3 separate regions of the Homo sapiens genome follow, and all the other regions are linked to region 3. The links are chromatin loops, found by intact Hi-C in ENCODE. Cell type or tissue: PC-3. All regions are shown on one strand.

Evidence for each region. A loop is a pair of places that touch in the nucleus more often than their neighbours do. Peaks named below come from ENCODE experiments on the same cell type or tissue, not always from the same donor. Only the 100,000 strongest peaks of a DNase experiment are listed, where the experiment ranks them.
Region 1: a loop joins it to region 3, with 3 times the contacts of the local background. A loop is called at or near these places in 7 of 110 quality-filtered maps.
Region 2: it touches region 3 in a loop (2.6-fold over the local background); 71 of 110 quality-filtered maps call a loop at or near these places.

The regions. Positions count from the first base shown.
Region 1 is chr14:64,420,112-64,422,611 of GRCh38, forward strand. All of the region lies in intron 8 of MTHFD1 (methylenetetrahydrofolate dehydrogenase, cyclohydrolase and formyltetrahydrofolate synthetase 1), which reads left to right. Among named protein-coding and RNA genes, the nearest start is that of MTHFD1, 33 kb to the left of the region's middle. In PC-3, no CTCF peak of the experiment used is centred here; a DNase peak (open chromatin) is centred at 1,280; H3K27ac peaks cover 596 bases.
Region 2 is chr14:64,465,456-64,467,955 of GRCh38, forward strand. AKAP5 (A-kinase anchoring protein 5) reads left to right here and starts at 44. Exons shown (of 2, transcript NM_004857.3): 1 at 44-158. It also overlaps a transcript of ZBTB25 not described here. RefSeq lists silencers at 1-238, 249-318. In PC-3, no CTCF peak of the experiment used is centred here; no DNase peak of the experiment used is centred here; H3K4me3 peaks cover 1,169 bases.
Region 3 is chr14:64,336,679-64,339,178 of GRCh38, forward strand. It overlaps a transcript of ESR2 not described here. Among named protein-coding and RNA genes, the nearest start is that of ESR2, 44 kb to the left of the region's middle. RefSeq lists a silencer at 1,900-2,029 and enhancers at 2,190-2,239, 2,298-2,500, 2,480-2,500. In PC-3, a CTCF peak has its summit at 1,394; DNase peaks (open chromatin) are centred at 1,353 and 2,213; H3K4me3 peaks cover 2,395 bases; H3K27ac peaks cover 1,463 bases.

The DNA of each region.
Region 1 (2,500 bases), 83 kb after region 3:
GGTGCCAGAGCCTTTGATTTTCATCATGTGCTGTACAGCTTCCAAGATGACTTTGTCCAGGGAGAAAGTGAGAGGGAGGGCAGGAGGGATATATCACTTTATCTTCATGTAGAGATCACCCTTTATTTTAGCAAAGTTGATGGATGGATTTAAAATACAGTATAATTATTGCAAAGTGCTATGAGAGTCCAGAAGAGGGACTCATTCTGCCAAGAGGAGGGCTTTACAAAGAAGATATTTGACCTGGGTTTTTTTCTAGGCTGAGAGGATAAATCTAGCCTTTTAATCATGTCCAAAACTGTACTCGGCATCCTCATCCCCAAGTTACCCCTTACTCCCGTCTTTTGGTTAGTATCACCATTCTTCCTTCCCGCAAGTCTGAAGCCTTTTAGTTTCCCTCCCAAGCATTCCCTATATTGGACCAGTCTCTAAATATTAGGAATTGTTTTCTCTCTCCTCTGTTCTGAGTGTCACCACTGAGTGTTACCTTCTCAGCTGATGGGCTGTGATAACTTCCTTGCAGGTGTCCCTCCCTCCAGCTGCTTCCCACTCAGATCTATCCCCGTGCTCTCGCCTTGCCACGTTCACCTTCTGGCATGGAACTCTGAGCCTCTTCCTTCTTACTTGCCAGACTCCTTAGCCTCACACTAATTTCAGTGACCTCTGCAGCCTGTGATCTCACTTGCGCATGGTGAATACCTGTCTTCAACTTGTAAAGTGGACCACTTTCCCTTCCCTGCGCATGCCTCGTTTGCCCTTTGTAGTTCCCTCACCTGCATTCTTAGTGGAGTGGGCTACTCTTTCAAACAGAAAACTTCACAGAACAATAGGGCAAAACTTGCGTACGTCCTCATAGATCCAAGAAAGGAACAATCTTTAACGGAGCAACTACTGTGTATCCAGCACAATGCCAGGCCTTGGGCTACACAACTGAATAAGGTTCAACTTCACCTTCACCTTCAGCTGCTTCCTCCCCATCTCCTCTCTGTCATGTCTGTTATTCCTTCCAAACCTTGTTTGATTTCCCCTTATCAAGGGATGATCTTTCCTTCTCTCCCTCCCTCCTCTCCCATAGAACATGTGTATTGTATCTTTTGTTGCATGTGTCTCATGTACGGCGTCCTGTGCTCTCCTGCCTAGATAGCTCCTCAAGGGCAGTGGTCACTGTGGCGCCACATCCAGCTTCCTGCCATCTGACCACTGGCACTCATATCTATTGAATTGTCGAAGGGAGTTATAGCTGGAAGTCTTTTTTCTCCCTTCCCATCTCAAGTTTCAGATGTAGACGCTGAGCTGCCAGGAACATTAGTCACTGTCAAGCCTTCACCGTTTTTAACCTCCCTCCCACTCTCCCTACCGTGCTTTTAAGACAGTAGCTCATAATTGATCACTCATTTTCTTGTAGTGTAATTATCTAACAGGCGATAAAGAAATTGCTCTCCTACAACTCCTCACTTTGAATACTTGCGATATGACATTCAAGCTCAGTCTTTTTATTTATTTATTTTTTTAATTTTTTTTTTTTTTCTTGAGACGGAGTCTCGCTCTGTTGCCCAGGCTGGAGTGCTGTGGCGCGATCTCGGCTCACTGCAAGCTCCGCCTTGCGGGTTCATGCCATTCTCCCGCCTCCGCCTCCCGAGTAGCTGGGACTACAGGCGCCCGCCACCACGCCCGGCTAATTTTTTTTGTATTTTTAGTAGAGACGGGGTTTCACCATGTTAGCCAGGATGGTCTCGATCTCCTGACCTCGTGATCCGCCCACCTTTGCCTCCCAAAGTGCTGGGATTACAGGCGTGAGCCACCGCACCCAGCAAGCTCAGTCTTTTTAAAACCTCGCATCTTCTGTATCATATTTCTGCTTTTGGCATTTTTTTTTTGGATTACATGTGAGAAATGGAGAAGAAAAACCTGAGTGGGGATCTTGAGTGTTGCAGATAGGTAGGAAATGTTGACTTAAACATGAAACTTGCCATCCTTTTCACATTGATTCCTTATGTAGACAATAAAATATGAATAAAATCAAAGCAGTATCTTCCCTTCTGGTCAACAGTGTTTTTACTGATCTTGGGCATATAGGCAAATTAATGCTGATACAGCTGGATGTTATTGTGTTCCCCAAAGGATGGCAGAATCACTCAGTTACAGACCAGCAAATGGGCTGCAGGACCTAAAGACTGATATTTGCAAATGTTCACTTTAGAAGCAAACTTTTCTACCACCGAGCTACTTCTTGGTTCATATTTTGATTATTTAAATAGTTTGCATGGTCCACTCAGGGATAACATTGTAAGTCACTTGCCAAATTAAGAATGAATCAAGGTGTGTATACCTTTTACAAAGAAGTAATATTTTTAAAGATTCAAGTGCAGGGCAGAAAGTATTGGCCAGAGAAACACATAAAAGTGCTCTTCCTGCTTGGCTTACTAAAGATAAATTGAGAAGGGCCAGATCAATAGTGTTTTATTTGGAAGGGTTAAAAAGTGGGAACAGATTCCCCACC
Region 2 (2,500 bases), 130 kb after region 3:
GTCCCCGCGCGGTGGGGAGGGGGCGCACCCGGCGGCGGGCTCTGCAGAGGGCGCCTTGCTCCGGGTGCGACCGCGGCTCCCTGGAGGCCTGGGCGGCGGGCCCCGCGAGCGCGCCGCCACCTCGGGAGCAGTGTTGGCCAAGGACCCCGACGCCCTACGTAAGTAAAGGCAGGGCGGGGAGCCTGCGGGGGAGGAGGGTCGGGGGCAATGTCCGGTCCGCGGACCGCGGAGTGGGCAAGAGGTGCCCACTGGATACGGGGTATCCGAGCCCTCTGAGGTGCTGGGAGTAAGAACGCGGGAGGTCGCTTGTCCGCTGGAATCCGCGGCCAGGGCGACCCTCATCAGGTCTGCCCACCTATCCCCTTCGCGTTACAGCTTGTCTTAGAAGCATGGGTTGCCGGTGGCTTTTTTCCTTCTTTATCCCTCTTTGAGAAATGTGATTTTGGGTTTCTGGCCATTACATTATAATTCTGCAGACAGCCTGAAGCTGGGTTATCTGTTCCACGCCCCCGGCATTTTCCTTTTTGAGTACTTTATCCTGCGCTCTGTCTCCTGCCATAAGGGGCGTCAAGCCAGAATTCGAGATTCCTTCCTCCAGGAGGAAGCTTCGTGGTCCGTATCTGGTGCTGGGAAAGATGCATTGCTTTCCTCGGGTACTGGCTGCTCAAGGGAAAAAGGAAAGGGGGTGTTTTCTGTGACATGAGACTTGCAATTCCATCAGGAAATGAGCACAGGGACTTTAAGATTTCCTGAGGCGATAAAGCTACCCTTGCTGGTTAAGAGCGAATCATTTGCAGTCTGACATTCTGCAAAGTTTTATTGTCTACAGACTGCATTATTTTCCCTCGTTAGTTAAGTTTCTGTTTGGGTATTCGTTTTATTTCTAGTATGTGAGATACATTCAAGTGAGCTTCTCAAACGATTGTCTTTGCGCAATCCAGGTTAGTTTCCAATGACAGACTCCTAAACATCTCATTTCAATATTTCTATTATGTGGTAATACAGCCTCTGCTTAACAAAAATGCTCAGGTGCTGAAAACTCACAAGAGGTGAGAAGATTTAAACAGTTATCAGCTTAGGTTCTAGTGCTCACTGAAACATTGTGAGGAGAAACACTGTCAAATGTTCATATTTTAGTTCCGTCATTGTTCTAGAATGACTTTATCTTTCTGTTAGAGGCACACAGTATGAAACACCCAACCTAAGATAATATTTACTTAGATCATAAACTGATTTTCAGGGTTCCAGTTCCTTCTACAGTTCATAAAATTATGGGTTACCCAAATGAAACTTCAGTGAAGGATTTACATAAAAACAATATAAAGAATGAGTCCCTTTGCTTATTTTAGGGCATCCACCCACTAAAATTCATAGGATCTTTGTTGGATAATCACCTCCCATTTCCATTCTTTGGTGCCATCATACCATTCTAAGGATTAAATTTTCAATACACCTTTATATTATCTAAGTTTGCCAATTGCATAGTTTGCCAACTTATTTTTGGCTTTTAAATTAGTTCCTGAACCAAAAAAATAAAATATAAAGAATTTCAAAAGCTTGGTTTTCAAATGACAAGAACTCAGTCTACTCGTGGTTCAATTATGAGTTGATAAGTGCCTTATGGTTAAATGACCATTAATCAATTTTTTAATTTTTTTACTAATGAAACACTGCAGATTAGTATCCCCAAACAATTCATTTTCTGACGAAACTCTTAAAGCCCAGTTTCAGAACATAAGCTTTAAGCAACAAGCAATCTTGTGTTAATCTGAGCTCTGTTACAGCTCTGCCGTAATCTCAGCCAAATTGCTTCATCTGTACGTGGTGATACCACCATCTTTGTAATATTGTGGTGAGGATTAGAGATGTATGTAAAAGTGCATGCACTGCCTAATACCCAAGAATTGCTCAATAAATGTCAGCTATTACTACTCTTACTGACTTCCAACTATGTGCAGATTATGGTGGAAACATGTGATACAGCAGATACAGTACTTAAATGAAAATGTCAAAATTGTACAACTAATTTAAGAGTGGGAAATGACAGTAATGCTAAATTTTCCTAAGAATATGTATGAAAAATAGCACTTCCTTGATGGAACATACATTTTTAGAACAGAAACCTTATGTTATAATGGTAAAACTAGAGAGTCAAAGTCTCTAGTTCTAACTCTGGCTATGACCTTATCTAGTTGCATGGCTTTTGACAAGACAACTGCTCCCCTCTGGAGTTCAGTTTTGTCATCTGGCTGGATTTGAGTAATCTCAAATAATCTCTAAAGTCCTTTGCAGCTTTAAAATTATCTATTGAGTGTGATAAAGATTACATCAGCTTGCTTTTCATCCTGCACTTCATTTTTGGTTCTTGTTGTTTGCTTAACTTGCACTTTAGAGTCATAAGCAATTCACACAGACAACACAACTAAAGAACTGATAATATCAGACTTGCAGGGTAATCCAAAATGAAGTTTCAACAAGGAGGATAAAACAAAATAGAATC
Region 3 (2,500 bases):
TCCAATCTCATGAATTTAAATGCCATATCTCCACTTGGATGTCTAAGAGGCAAGGTATTTAAAAACATTTAAAGCCAAACTTATGATTGTACCCCCAAAACCTGGTCCTTCCAGTATCACCTTATTTCAATTCAGTAAATCACAACTCTATTTTTGCGCTTGCTCAAATCAAACCCTTGCTTTCTTTCTTATATCCTAACTTCCTCTCTTCATTCAGATTTTTCTCATCAGATTCTGCCTCCCACTGCCATTCCTTGCCCTTTTAATTTACCTATTAAAAAAATAGATGAATCTCTAAAACTATATATTTCTTTACTTGATCATTGTCCTCCCCACCAGAAGATGAGCTGAGGGCAGGAACAGTTCACTACGGTATCTGATTCAATAATATCTCTAGCACCTATAGCAGTGTTCTTGGCACAGAGTGGCACTCAATAATTATTTGCTCAGTAAATGAATGGCTTGTACTGTTCACACTCATCAGTACCATGGTTGAAAACCAAGCTGTTGAGGTAGCAAGGGTAACAAATTGAGAGATAAAGCATCTGGGTTTGGGGCCTAGCCCAGGCACAGGTATGCAGCTGTAGGCAACTTATCCTTCAAAGTCGATTTCATCATCTGTAAAATGGGGTTTATGCATTTCCTCAGCATAAAAACCAGTTGAAATGGTCAATATCTACTTGGTATTACAAGACACAAAAGTTTCACTCCCTACAACTTACCAGGAATATTTGCTTCAATTCCCTTCTTAATTTCACTTGCTCAGGTATAAAACAACTTAAGTGGACATTTTCAGAAGCTCTTATATTACACTGTACCTCTAAAATATCCGCTTGTGCAAACTTTGAGAACTGTAAAAGCAATTACCAGAAAAAAAAAATCACGATTCCTTAATTCTATTATGCTGATGGTTGCACCACTCTGTAAATATGCTAAAAATCATTGAATCCATTAAAATGGGTGAACGTTATGGTATGTACATTATACTTGATAAAACTGTTAATCAAACAAAAAAGAGATTATCTAATTCCATATGTGGGACTACTATAAAATATCCTCAGAATATAGGAATAAGAAAAAAATACTAAAAGCCCCCCAAATTTTTTTAAAAGTCTGTTTTACATGAGCTCTGCCAGTAGTTGAAACAGGCCACCGTCAGAAACGGCTTGTAAAAGAAACCCGGTATCTGGTCAAGTCCTAAGTGACCTGAACCACGCACCTTCAGAACCATATTGGGATGACTGTAACCTGAGCGCGGTTCCTCCAGCAGAGCAAGCACATTCATCGGACTCAGTAACTCAAGGGGCCAGTCCTCTCCAGCATCCCAGCTGCCGCCGCCCTGTCAGGCTTCCCAGGCAATCGCCCATCTTATTCCTTCTCCAGTGTGGACGCCTACGAGGAGGGAGCGTCCCCTCTCGACAGTTAACTGGCATCTAGCTTATGAAGCCCGCGTGGATTCTCCAACCCCAGACCTGCTGGGGGGTGGGGACGTGCGGGTGACAAAATCCAGACTACGACCCTCCCTGAGCCCTGGCAACCCCGGGGTGACCCCAACACAGAGGGGGCCACGCGCGCTCCAGCTCTGACACTCCTTCCAGCTCGGCAGGGCCTGAAACAGGGGGCTGCGCTTCACCCACTGCTGAGCGTCAGATTCAGCTGAGGAGATTCTAAAAGCGCGGTGCTGGGCCCAGACCCAGGCACTCCAGAGCAGAACGCGGAGGGGCCCGACCCCAGTCTGGCGGCGCAGGTGTGTGACAAAGTCGGAAGGCGCGCCAAGCTCTCCAGTTCCACATCTGCTGTAGAGTCCAGCGCCCGCCACGCTCCCGCGCAGGGACCCGCCCATTACTGCCTGGAAGCCGGGCGCCCTCACACTTCTGCACCGCGTCCCCAGAGCTGAGGAGCATCCGGGAGACTCGCCGCCCGAACCCGCGAAACTGTCCTCCCTCCCGCGAGGCCGCCCCGTCCCCCTCCCCGCAGACCGCCCCCCCTCCCCGCAGACCGCCCCGTCCACCCCCCGCGAGGCCGCCCCGTCCGCCCCCCCACCCGGCTCCTCTCCCTGATTGGCTCGAATCGGGCGGGTTCCGGCGTGGGTTTCAGCCCCTCTTCAGGCGGGTTTCTAGCCACATGCAAAGGTGCTTTCTGGCCCGGCTCTTTTCACCCGCCAATCATCCCCTTCAGCCAGTCATCACCGACTTCCTCCACGTTTTCCTTGTCCTCTCCGGCCGGCAGTGTAGCAGCAGCAACTCCCTACGTTGAAGTCGTCTCCCTCCGTCCCCGCCCTTACTTCCTTTTCCCTTAAGGACCTCGCGCGCGCTTCCATATTCAGAGGGGCGCAGGCGCGGTAGCGCGGCCTCCCGAGCTGTTGTAAGCACCAGGTTGCGGTGGAACGTGCACCTTCAGTTGGGCTGCACGGAAAAGTGGTCTCCGCATAAACAGTTGCACTTGCCCCTAGGGAATGTTGGACCACAGGAGGGGACCTGAAGTACGATGTACAGGCCCT